Regions from separate parts of the Mus musculus genome. Here all the other regions are linked to region 2. Evidence: chromatin contacts called from ENCODE Hi-C or POLR2A ChIA-PET data. All regions are on one chromosome and are shown on one strand. The core of a region is the stretch at or near the end of the contact, and the rest is flanking DNA. Distances in the headings are between cores, read along the strand shown.

What was found. A loop is a pair of places that touch in the nucleus more often than their neighbours do. ChIA-PET counts read pairs that join two places held with the same protein, here RNA polymerase II (POLR2A).
Region 1: POLR2A ChIA-PET joins it to region 2 with 20 read pairs in embryonic stem cell. The contact joins the promoter of 1700067G17Rik here to the promoter of Sh3bp4 in region 2. POLR2A ChIA-PET finds 5 or more read pairs at or near these places in 4 of 5 experiments (Patski and embryonic stem cell).
Region 3: a loop to region 2 is called in a map of heart, with 1.9 times the contacts of the local background. The contact joins the enhancer-like site here to the promoter of Sh3bp4 in region 2. A Hi-C loop is called at or near these places in 2 of 37 maps with a recorded cell type or tissue (Patski and heart). POLR2A ChIA-PET finds 5 or more read pairs at or near these places in 4 of 5 experiments (Patski and embryonic stem cell).

What each region holds. Positions count from the first base shown.
Region 1 is chr1:89,014,459-89,018,494 of GRCm38, reverse strand. It overlaps 1700067G17Rik (RIKEN cDNA 1700067G17 gene), which reads right to left and starts at 2,382. Exons shown (of 3, transcript NR_040471.1): 1 at 2,123-2,382; 2 at 1,846-1,949. It overlaps Gm34194 (a long non-coding RNA gene), which reads left to right and starts at 2,317. Exons shown (of 9, transcript XR_003947921.1): 1 at 2,317-2,522.
Region 2 is chr1:89,067,918-89,072,282 of GRCm38, reverse strand. Sh3bp4 (SH3-domain binding protein 4) reads right to left here and starts at 1,868. Exons shown (of 6, transcript NM_133816.3): 1 at 1,686-1,868.
Region 3 is chr1:89,106,640-89,110,656 of GRCm38, reverse strand. It overlaps Sh3bp4 (SH3-domain binding protein 4), which reads right to left. Exons shown (of 6, transcript NM_133816.3): 2 at 3,321-3,399. Among named protein-coding and RNA genes, the nearest start is that of Gm34331, 5.1 kb to the right of the region's middle. Within about 2 kb of position 1,826, at least 2 of the 3 ENCODE cell types and tissues checked have a DNase peak (open chromatin) inside an H3K27ac peak, as active enhancers do; they include heart, where a contact is called at or near this core.

The DNA.
Region 1 (4,036 bases), core at 1,133-3,632, 54 kb after region 2:
GGGGATCTGATGTCATGTTCTGGTGTGTCTGAAGACAGCTACATAAAATAAATAAGTACATCTTTTTCTTTAAAAAGTTTATTTAGGCAAATAAGCATCTCCGAAGCATTTTTTAAATAAAATTCTTAATTTGTGTTTCAAGGATATTTAAGACACTATTGAGATAATGATGGATCTTTGCAAGCACAATGCAAACGAAACTGATGTTAAACCCACCAATCAACCCAGAAACTCGCCTTGAGAAAGCTTTTGGTTGTCAGTATGAGATGGGTCTTTGGAATTGGTGGGTTCTGACAGAGTGGTGTACCTGTGACAAAGGGCGGCACACTATGAAATGGTAAGGGATATAAGGCATACTGTATATGCTGTTTTAGTTGCATTCTTTAGCAGCTTAGAGTAGGAAGGTTTTATTCGACTTACATTTCCAGACCTCAGTCCATCATTAAAGGAAGTCAGGGTGAGAACTCAAGCATGAACTTGAAGCAGAAACCATGGAGGGCTGCTGCTTGCTGGTTCATCAGCAGGCTGTGCTTAGCTAGCTTTCTTGTACAGCCCAGGACCATCTGCCTAGGGAATGGTGCTACCCACAGTGAGCCAATTAGCAATCAAGACAATCCTCCACAGATATGCTTGCAAGCAAGTACAATATCCCTGATTGGAACAGTTGAGTCTCCTACCTCTGGTGACTCTAGGCTATGTCAAGTTTGGACAATTAAAGTTGACTAGGACATATGACATCAGATGAAAACAGAAAAAGCAACTTATACAAAAGTGTGCAGGTCTTTCCCTTACAGTAAAGAAACATAGTATTATATTCATTAGTTGCTTTTCATAAGTTAAGATAATTTTGCATTGGGAAATTATCCCTAGAAAACGAAATATAGAACCATCATATCATCTATTAATAACACACACACACACACACAGACACACACACACCCAGAGAGAGAGAGAAAGAGAGAGAGAGAGAAAGAGAGAGAGAGAGAGAGAGAGAGAGAGGTCACTGCAGTACTGTTCACTATTCACACTGGTTGTGCAACCAACCTGTGTCCATCAATGCAATATGCATAAGGAAAACAGGACATATATACACAATTGAATATACTATTCAGCCCTAAGAAAGGCAATCCTAACATTTGAGACAATTTAAATGAACCTGACATTATGGTATATGAAGAGGTTAGACAAAGAAAGGCAAATACATCATGACCTCAGTGATGTGTGGAATCTAAAAAATATGAGTTCAATACACACACACACACACACACACACGCACATGCACACACATATAGAGAGAGACAGAGACAGAGAGAGACAGAGAAAGAGTAGAACGGTGACTGGATTGTTGAAGGAGGAACTTTGGGGAGTGTCAGTGGAGGAAGACAAACATGATTGGACATAAAGAGTAACTTCAAGAGACTTACCACACGCTACAGCACCAGTATAGTAATAGTTAATATACATATTATGTTCTCAGAAAATGCTAAGAGTTTATATAGTCTCACTTCAAATACTAACTATGCAAAACAACACATACATTAATTAACCAAATTATTCATTGCACAATGTGTATATACTTTGGAATGGCATGCAGTACATGATAATTTATACAATTTTATCTGCCAATTAAAAATGGCTTTTGAGGTGAAGATTATTTTTGGATGAATCAAGATATTTTGGTTATTGTGTTCTAGCGCTGGCTGTGGGCGTGAGAAGAAATCCAGCACAAAAAATCTCTATTAGACGATGCCCTGGGTCACTATAGCGAGGCTCCATCTCCCTCACTGGTCTCTACAGGATACATATGTCTGAGGTGGCCTGGGAAAATTTATTTGTTTTACTTGCCTTTAAATTTCACGGAGTCCAGAAGGCACTTAAAGGAAGGAACTTAGATCACATGTGTCAGAATCCATCTAGTTTCTTGACAGTGAACCACCAGAGCCTGCTGCCTCTAAGAATTAGGGATAGAAAGTCACCTGCAATTTCAGAAAAAACAAAAAACAAAAAACAAAAAACAAGAGTGTTTGCTGAGGAGGGGAGGGAACCCACAGAGGGTTCCTGAGTGGGAAAGCCGCCAAGGAGCTGGAGTTGAGGACCGTGGGCATGGGAAGGCAGTGAGTACCATATCTGATGCTGAAGAAATGGAGCGCTGCTGGCTGAGTAGACCAGGAGCCTGAGAAACATCCCCGCTACTGAGATAGAAGCCAATGGTCTGAAAAAGAGATGGAGGGGAAAGGAAGGGAAGAGGTGTGAGCAGCCCGGAGAGGGGGAGACCTCGTGCACTTCAGGAGGTCGAAACCAAAAGGGAGACGAAGAAAGACAGATGTTTTTTGAGTTAAAGATGGAGTTCGCCCTCCAGGGTCACTAGAACAAAATGGCCTCAGTTAAGAGTCCACACCTAGACTTGGCACCACGAGGCTTCCTTATTCAGGAACAGAGAAGGAACATCGGAACACTGAGTTTCAGGTTGGGGGTGGAGTAACCGCTTTGAAATCAGAAGCAAAACTGGGAACCGCAGAGAGGTAAGGGGAACAGACCCTTTCACTTCCAAGTTGCTTTTAGTTTTGGTTTTTATCATAGCAAAAGAAAGCCAGGCAGAACTGTAAAGAAGGGAGAAAACTTGTCGAATCAGAGAAAATGTTTTATTGTCAGAAATTAGAGAGACAGAGACAGACAGGGGCAAGGGTGAGGGTAGGGGTTGGTTTTTCCTTAATGCAACTCGGAGAAATGTCTTTCCTATCCGGCTTCCAGAAGCTTCCTTGCCTGCGCGTTAGACCTGCTTCTGTGCTGAGTTTTTATATCCTGCCCAGGCTTGGTCACAGAAACCGCCCCGTGCCTCTCCTAGTTTCCACAGCTCCCAGGCACGCAGGTACTTTGGGCGGTGTCTGCACTTTTGCTTGGAGGAGTGCTCTGACCTCATGACTCAGCAGATGCCACGCTTAATTGGAGGTCTGGGAGGGGACGGTAGTTGGCTCCCTTGTGTTTCTCTCCAAAATGGTCCAAGTTTAACGGCTGCCTGTGCTGATCCTGAGCAGGTGTGTGATGGCTGAGAAGGCGTTTTCAGAGCATACAATAGCCTGTTTACCTGCTGTCTTCCCCTCCAACCCCCCTCCTTTAACTATTTCCTCCCTATCCTCCAGAGAGTCTGTCTGTGCCTGAGAATTAAGCTTTTGCCTTCACTTCGTTTTTATATATGGAATCTAATTAAACCTTTCAATTTGATTTTATGTGTGTCTGTATATGGTATATACATGAGGTGTGCACTCAACTGTGTTTGCCCATAGGCTGAAGGTCCATACCAGGTCTCCTCTTCTGGTTTCCATTTTATTCCCTGATACAACCCTCCCTAGATCATCATATCCTGAACTCACAGCCAGGAGAAACATATTTTCTTAATAAAGCACCTCTATTGTTATTGCTAGATCCTTAGTGTGTTTTCTGGTTATGGTAGATTTCAACTTATTTTTCTTGTTTCTCCTCCAGTCGGTGCTGATTGGTCAGTGTTTTCCACATGTTTTCTGGGATGCCTGTCTGACCTTGTCTGGCTGACCAGGCGCAGTGCTAGGGAGATCCTCTGTGTTTTTGAGGTAATTTTGGCTATGCTAAAGGTGTCTTGGAGTGGGGGCTTCCTGCCAGGTGCTCTCCTCTGCCTGTTAATTTTAGTCCAGTGCCCAGTCCCCCACTCTGTCTACAGAGCGTGCTAATCTCTGATTTAGGCTCTGATTTTCTGAATACCACATTGGGTCCCCTGGCCTCACCTCTATTCTGACTTGATTCCATTTGTGTAGTAGGTGTCACCTCCCAATTGCACCCTCTCTTTGAAGGAAAGACCTTTCAATGCACCCTCTCCTAGATGGAGAGAGAAAGTTACAGGACTCATAAGGCTCTCCCCGGGGCAATATACTATTAGAAATTGCTTGAGAGAGGAGACTCTTTGCAGGAGCCAGAGCTGTACATGGCGTTCCAAAGATGCCCCTCTGGCGAGTCCCGTGCTGGGGCTGGCTTTGAGTCATCTATGCTTCTATAAGGAGCATGC
Region 2 (4,365 bases), core at 619-3,118:
TCCGAGCCGGTCATTGTTCAGTCGGTAAACACGTGAGACATAAAACAAATTGCTGGGAAACCAGGTTGTTCACTTCATGTGTCCTCCCAGGACCAACTGTTCTCTCTTGGAGGGTGACCTGGGCAGGCATTTACAGGACATTCTACAGCTTTGCATATACCAGGCACCAATGCCCCCTGACTTTGGGACAACCCCCTCCCCCAAGTCCAAAAGATGCTGCAGAAAGGATCCTTGAGAAGACCAGTTACTTCCAAGCCTCTCACTTTGAAGGACTTAGCCAGCACCAACAGGAGAATAGGAGTGTGCTCTGGGATCCCTAGGGCCTGCCTAGATCTTGCTTCCTGGGCAGGGTAGCGAAGCTCTAGGTAGCTTGTTTTACCTAGCTACCTAGATGACACTGTGTAACAGCTAAATGCTCCCCAGCACATTGAAATACAGCCGCTGTCCATCTAAGGATGCCAAAAACGCTCTGCAAACCACCCATTAATTTTTATGGTTGGCCCAGGAAGCAGATTGAGAATCATTACTGTCATTTTTACAAGGCTCGGTACCAAAACCACGGACTGGGCTGAGGTTTCGGCCCTCCCACCACCATTCTCTCCATCTGTACCCACCATCTCATGGGAAACCCCAGTACATCAAAAGGGTACTCATAACTATCAGAAACAGCCTTTGTGGTAAGGCAGGTCAAAAATTCCAAACTTTGGGCACGAGACAATCAAGGGTTTCAAGCAAGGGTTTTCTTGAGGTTAGGCAAGAAGGCGCCAGGTATAATTCAATGATTAAATCTACAAGGCTGCGACATCCCCACCCCCCACCCCCAACGAATGTGGGATCGGCGTAGATCTCGTGTTTATTTCCGCTCTGGACACTCATTGCTTTTATAATCAGAGCAAAAGTTATACGAACTTTATTTCTGCTGCTAAATCACAGAACACCAATCTGATGCACTAACAAGGGAAGAATAAACACGAATAAAGCCCAGCATGGTATTCCCTTTCAAATCTCATAGCTCCACGAGGCTCCACAACCTTCTGCGCACGCAGAGCGGCCAGCCAGCTCTCCGCCACTCCTCCCGCGCGGCATCTGCAGGCGCCCCACACCCGGGAAGGGCCAGCGCCAGCCAGCCCCACAGTCCGCACCGCTAAGCCCCCCAAACCTGCATACTACAACGCCAGATCCCAGCTGGGAGCCTCCTGGCCCCCAAACCCTCTAACAAGACACACTGGGCGGCGCAGGGCGGCTTCACGGTAAACAGCACTTGCAGAACAACGCTCCTCTATCCTAACCGCTCCCACCCGCACACCCCAGCGCTGTCACCTCGGGGCTGCGCGGTCACTCGATCACCAAGACAGAAACTGGAGTTTTCAATTTCATCCTCCAGGAGGGCTCTCCGAAGAAGTTGAAATGTGCATTGTCACCAAGTTTAACCCAAAGCCGCGCTCTCTTCGCTCCTTCTCAGAACCGCGCGGGTGGCGCCGCGACCCCCTCCGCCCTCCCCGCGCCCCGGGCCCTAGCGACCACGATCCGCAGCCCAGGTCGGGCTGTGACCACAGAGGGCAGGGAACCGGGAGCTCAAGGGGCTCGGAGCTGCTCCAGGCTAGCCGCGCCCCAGAGCCCGGGATGCTGCCCAAAGCCACAGCGCGCGCGGGGATAGGGTGCGCCGTCCGACCCTAGGCTCCTACCTGGCTCGCATGGCGCCCCACGGGTCCTGCGGTTCTCTTGTCCTGTGGGGCTCACCCGGCCGGGGGCGCGCGCGACTCCCGGTACCGCGGCCTCAGCGATCGAGGCAGCAGAGGTGGTGAGGTGCCCAGACGCCGCGACAGCCCAGAGCGCTCGGCCCCCGCCAGCGGGCGCAGAGGTGGTCTGGGCCGGGGCGGGGCGCGAGCGCGGGCGGGGCCGGGGCGCAAACAGCGGGCTCCAGGAGGGCGGAGCGCAAGCAGAGACCGCGGGAGGGGCGGGGCCAAAGCTGGGGGCGGAGCGAGGAAGAGGCGGGTCAAGCTCAGGCTGGGGCGTAGGGACCGGGGGCGGAATCGCACTCTCAAGGCGGAGTCTTTGTCGGAGAGGCGGGGCCTAGACGATACTGGGGCAAAAGTGGGCGGGGTGTGCTCAAATGAGCGTGGTCAATATGAGGTTGGAGCAAGTAGGGGCTGTGCCTCGAGCTGGGGGAGGGCAGTTCTTAGTAAAGGCGGGGCCTGGATGAAGGGGGCGGGATGTCCCGGAGGGGCGGGGCCGACTGAGCCGCTGATTTACTTAAAGAAGCGGCTTGGCTTACTGGCGCCTCCAGTGCTCCGGCGCGATTCCCGCCAACACTCCTTGTCTCCTTCCTTAACAGCGCCAGTTAAGAGAGTGGGGTTAGGGCCTCGGGATCTTTACCCCTGGACCCAGAAATGAGCAAAGATGATGGAGACCTCCGGTGCTCTGTTTTGGGGAAGCCTCTGATCCCCCGGGAGTGGTTAAGCAGTAAAACCGAGAAAAAACAAACAAAACTCAGCTTAGGGAACAACTACAAGTGGAGGAGAGCTGCCTGCGAGGCAGATTGCAACTGAATACATGTCAGCATAGTTACACTTCCTCTGCCCAGACTCACATACAGAAGTAGACGCTCGATGCGAGCTCAGTGAATGAACACACTGCGAGGCAGCGGAGCAAAAGCCCAAGCTCATGAGTCATCTCTCACGGGAGTAGACAGAGGCCTGTAGGGGTTGATTGCCTCAGTGAGGTCGAACCAGCCTTTGACTGCTGTGGTGGTGAGGCCAGGGAATGAAGGCTTCCACTTGGAACCAGTGGCAATCATGTCTTCAATGTTGCCACAGATCCAAATCCAGCAGCCCACTGAGTCCATCTTCACTATCATCGCTGGCGACAGATACCATTTATATTTTCTAAGTGACTTCAGACGTTAACACAGATTATCATATTCGGCAAGATCACATGGGAGAGGGCTTCAGAGTCGGAATACTAGCCAGTTTTCTATCTCCCGTGTTCTTTATGCTCCCCTTCCACTCCACCCTTGCACTCGGGCTGCCCGCCTTCCCCCACCCCCACCCCCACCCCGCTCTAGATGTAGTCCTAGTGGAGTCAGGTAGACATACTGGTCAACCTAAGGCTAAGAGGGTAGAATTTCATATTCTCTTAGAACATGGAAACGAGTACAATTACTCCTTAAGTGTAGCTGTCGACCTTAAAAGAAGCAGTCTCCTGAAGGTGCAAGTGACTTACATGGTTGGAGGGGGTGGGGGTGGAGGAGACAAAAGCATCCAGACTGGAGGGCGTGTCAGGAGCCAGCCTGCTGTGCTGGGATCTCTAGGCCTCTGTGTGAGTCACTTGCCTCTGAGTATGAAAATTAAATACAGAGCATAAGCCTCAGCAGAATGCCTAGCACAAAGTAGCCATCACTAAATATTAGCTATTTGTACTGCCGTGACTCCGAATGTCTCCTGTCTAAACCATGTCAGAAAGAGGGAGAGGGAGAATATGCATGAACGTGGGCTGGGGTTATAGCTAGAGTTGGTAGAGTGCTTGCCAAACATGCACAAAGCCATGGGTCCCATCCTCAGCGCCAAGAAATGGGGATGTAGTCACTCAAGCCCACACTCAAGAGATTCAAGGGGGATTCAAGGAAGGTGGATGCAGAAGGATCAAAAGTTGAAGGTCATACTCCCCTACATAGTGAATTCAAGATCAGCCTGGGATGTGTGAGACCCTGTCTTGGAGAATGGAAAGATGGATCAGAGGTTAAGCACTGGTTGCTCTTCCAGAGGGCCACGCTTCGGTTCCTAGCTCCCACAACCATCTCTAACTGGAGTTCCAGGGCATCTGACACTTTCCCTTGCCCTTCACGGCACCAGGCGTACCAGTGGCACACAGACATATATTCAAGCAAACATTCATTTACACAAAATGAAAATAAATCTTTTAAAAAACAAAGACCTGTTGGGTTAGGTGTCATATACCTTAATCCTAGTACTTGCTAAAATGAGGCAGGAGGATTATGAATTCAAAGACAACTTAGATCTACTGCTATACTGAATCTGTCTCAAAAGAAGAACTGCTTATAAAGCATTGAAAAAGACAAGCGAGTTATAAATGATCAAAGGTATAAAAAAAATGAGTCCCCCAAACACTGCAAATGGCCCCGCACATGAAAGACTCCTTAGCTGCACTGAGCAAAATGCTCACAAAGGAACAAGAAGATGAGAAAGCCCAAGTGTGGCCTAGGTGATGCTTGGTGACTGGAAACAAAGGTCAGAGACACATCAAAGTATGGAGCTGGGCAGAAATCCAGACTATAACATGATGCTTTGCCTGGGGGAGCAGAGGGCATGGGCTCCCCTGTCCACCTGGACATAGAATACCGTATAG
Region 3 (4,017 bases), core at 577-3,076, 38 kb before region 2:
TTCAAGATACAAGGTACATAACACAAGCTCAAAATTTGTTAGTGACTCTCCACGATGCATAAACTGGTTTTCTAAAGAAAAAGTCGATAGGCAAGCCACCATACATTGATAGAACCCTCCTTTTAGACCATTTAATTTCTTAATTGTATATTTGACATTTAAAGACATTTACCATCCCAATATTAACTTCACCTGTTAATTTCTACTCTGTGGCTCCTTGTGGTTCTCCAAACAGGTCCGTGATGGGATCAGGGATGTGGCACATGCCCAATGACTCCTGTGGCCTCCCAGGTACAGACTAAGAAGTGAGTTAAGGTACCCTGGAGGGCACACAAACCCGGTGGAATTCTAGGCCTGGGCTTTTCTATTTCACACTAACCCCCTGAGCTAAGCCGGAATGAGGCCCTCTCAGAGGCCTATTTTCTCATCTGTAAAATGGGCAGGGAACACAGAGAGCCCTGGGGCCTAAGAAAATTCAAAAGGAGCAGGTGATCATCAAAGCTGCAGGGGACTCTGAGCCACACGCTGGTGTGGAGCTGGTGTGGACCGTAGAGGGGGATGACGTAGTGGGAGAGGACAGGACACACCGGACAGACAGAGAGCTCAGGCTCTCCATGACCTCAGGCTCCCTGCTTGTTCTTACCTGCTGGGCTGAGCTCTGAACTGTCTCAGGTTAGAGAGCACGAGTTAGACAGACTCCCTGGTAGACAGACTAGAGGGAGGGGGAGCGCATGGCTAGGTAATAAAGGTGTCGAATTTCAAGAGGAGGGTTCCTCACCTCCCCACTCCAGACTTGAGACAAAAGCCTGGTAGCCTAAAATAAAAGTCCTGGAGGCTTTGGTCTCCCTTCCCTGCTGAAGGTCCACCTCAGCAAATTCAAGGCTAGGTCAGGACAGGTCACATAACAGTTGTGGGCCCACCAACATTCATCATACCTGTCTTCAAACTAACTAACCCTAAATTAGGGGAGAGAAAACTTCAGACAGACAGACAGACAGACAGACACACACACACACACACACACACACACACACACACACACACACACACACAGCCCTAAAGAGACTGATATCCCTTTGCAGGCATAAAGACATGCGGCTTTACAGACAGAGGGCCTTTTCTCTGTGTGCCTGCTGCATGCCTGTGTTTCTAACCTCATAAAACCCTTCCTTCAACTGCTGACTCTCCCTGCTCCTGTTTGCAGTGTTTCTACAATTTCTACAATGTTACCTGTGGTGCTTAAGACTTTTCCCGCCTTTTAACGAACCTATCAAGCAAGACCCCTATCTATCTATCACAGGTACACGGGCTGGTCACACTGGCCTCAAAGATGACTTGAACACTGCCCCCATCACTTTGAGCAGCAATATGCATGGTCATAGGGCAAAAGATTTTCAACTGGAACCAACTGGGGTCAGGAGCAGGCTAAGCTTTTGCACCTTATATAGCAGGTGTTCTAAGTAAACAACAGAAATGGCAGCGCAGCACTTTGGGCATCGAAACGCTGGGCAGCTCTCTATCACAATGACCTCTGAGCCAATCAGGCTATGAATATAAACACTGAGAACATGGGACAGTTGTTTTCCTGGGACAAAAATCACAGGAACTGACCACTATGTATCACAGCCACCAAGTGTTGGGCTTTCTGAGTGCTGTGATGACTGACGGGGAGTCCCTGAACTGCACCCAAAGATATATCATCTCGGGGTAAGCACCCTTTGCCTACCTCAGCACACTGGGTTCTCAGGTAGGAGACACCAAGGCCCACTGGCTCGCCTGAGATGACAGAGTCACCCCAGGGCACCTCCTATTTCCTCTTCCCTAACATCTCGCTGGCCCTGTGCATCTGGCAGAGCGCCAGAAAAAGCAAACCACACAAATACCACCCAGGAAAGTGCTGGGGCCAAAGAGCAGTCGCACCCTTTAGTCTCCTCCAACACAGATCAGAATAGGGCCTGCTCAACCAGCCTCGACCCGAATAACCAAGAGCAGTAAGGCTGAAGAGGGAGAGCAGAAGCAGCCCCCTGCCCCATTTCCTGTTGCACAACCCTCTGGAAACCACTGTGTTCACCCAGAGAGAATCAAGCCACAGCCACCCATAGTAAATTCAGAGCCCTTCCCCCCCCAAGCCCCCAATGCCAGGCCAAAAGAATGTGTGGAATGTGGATGGCTCTCAGCTTGTTTCCACAACCCAAACACATCACCATCCACAGGGCAAGGAACTGCACTTATAAGGAAAAGGCCTGCTGCTGGCCACTTCCTGGGCATTAAACCCCCAGACCTCAGGAGCCTGAACACTGACCCCAGCCAGGGCTGACAGCTCCTGCATACTTTGTGGTATCCCAGGACACCCAGGCACTCTCCCTACCCTAGTGCACATGTGGACTCGAACACAGACAAGACAAAAAAGATCAGCAGAGACGTAGAAACAAATACCAAGGAGCTTTCTTGGCTTCACAGAGGGCACCGTGGATTTAAAGAAAATGCCTGAACAACTCTTGTAGCCAGCAGTGGGCTTTATGAAAGTGCATATATGTTCCAGAATGGAAGATGACATGACCCAGCAGCTGGTCCTCAAATTGCTTTTGCAGCCTCCAGAGCAGGCACTCTGCACTCAGAGGTAGTAGCCAGAAAGACACAAGGTGCCGCCATGTCATGTGTAAATTCCTCCTCCACTGACTTTACTGGGGACAGTGACAGTCCTACCAGCAGTCAGATGGGAAAGATCAGAAACAAATCCAAGAACACAACACCATGTACCCACTAATCCTCTTCAGCCCTTCCTCCCGACACTCCTGGAAAGGGTGTGTGCGTGTGTGTGATCTCGAACCTCAGGGCCAATGGAACCAACTGCTCATCACTGGACTTGAGAAACTCATGTTAAAATAACAGCTCCTTTGTGCAAAGGCAGGACAGGCCACTGGCCCTGCCCCATGCTGTCACCAGAGACAGCAAGCTGCTGGGCTGGTTTGTCCATAGGACATGAATGGGAATTCTCAGAAAATAAACAGGAACGTGGCCATCCCGGAAACACACAGGTGCCAGCCTCAGGCAACTGACCTTTGCCGGCAGGGCTCACTGAACTGGAGAAGATGAAGGGGGGGTGGGTAATAAGGGAGGTGCTGGTGATACCTGTGAAAGGACACATCACCGGAAACTTCTGAAAGTTATTTCCCCTTGCTTCTGTGAATCTCTGTGTGCTGGAAGCCTTCCTCCTCTCTAACCCTGATATGCATTCACTGGCCTGTGCATCTCAGGCACCAAATGCTGCCCTACTGGGTAGAGGTTAAAGGGATCAACCTTATTAAGGGCCTGCTTACCTGCTGGGGGATGTTGGCCTCTTGATGTCAGAGGAAAAACTCCAAGACTCCACCTTCCATCCTCGAGAAGAGGGATGCCCTAGGAGACAGAAAGGGCAAGTGTGAGAAGATTCTGAGAGTCGACTCTGTTGTAAGTCTTTGCAGAGGTGGGGGTAGAGATAGACAGTTAGGCAGCAGATCCGTCACTGCAGGCCTCCCAGGCCTGCGCTGCTGGAAGGACACAGCAACCATCTCTGGGCTACCTCTGCTCCAGCCACTGGTTATTCTGCTCCAGCCACTGGTTATTATAGAGCAGCAGCCAAACCCAGGTAGATTCCAGCCCAATGGAGCAGGTGTGACACACCTCAGGTATCTCTGTGACACAGTGAGACAGCCACAGAATGACCACCAGCAAGGGCAGAGTTGATCACCATACACCATGTAAGATATGGTGGGGCTAAAGGCTTGAGTTCCCGACGCCATCTACCACACGTCAACTTTCAAGAACTGGGGTGCTTGTACGGCTGTGCACATTTATAGGAAAGCTGCTCTGGGCAGCGTAGGAGGAGAAGGGTCCATTCTGAGCACCTCCCTACCTCAAATGCCACTCTACACGTAACAGCTGTCACACACGCAGACCCATATCCGTGCCCCATACCTTCACAAACCAACCTCTGTGTCCCTGTCCCTGCATCTACGTCACGCACACCCACAGGGC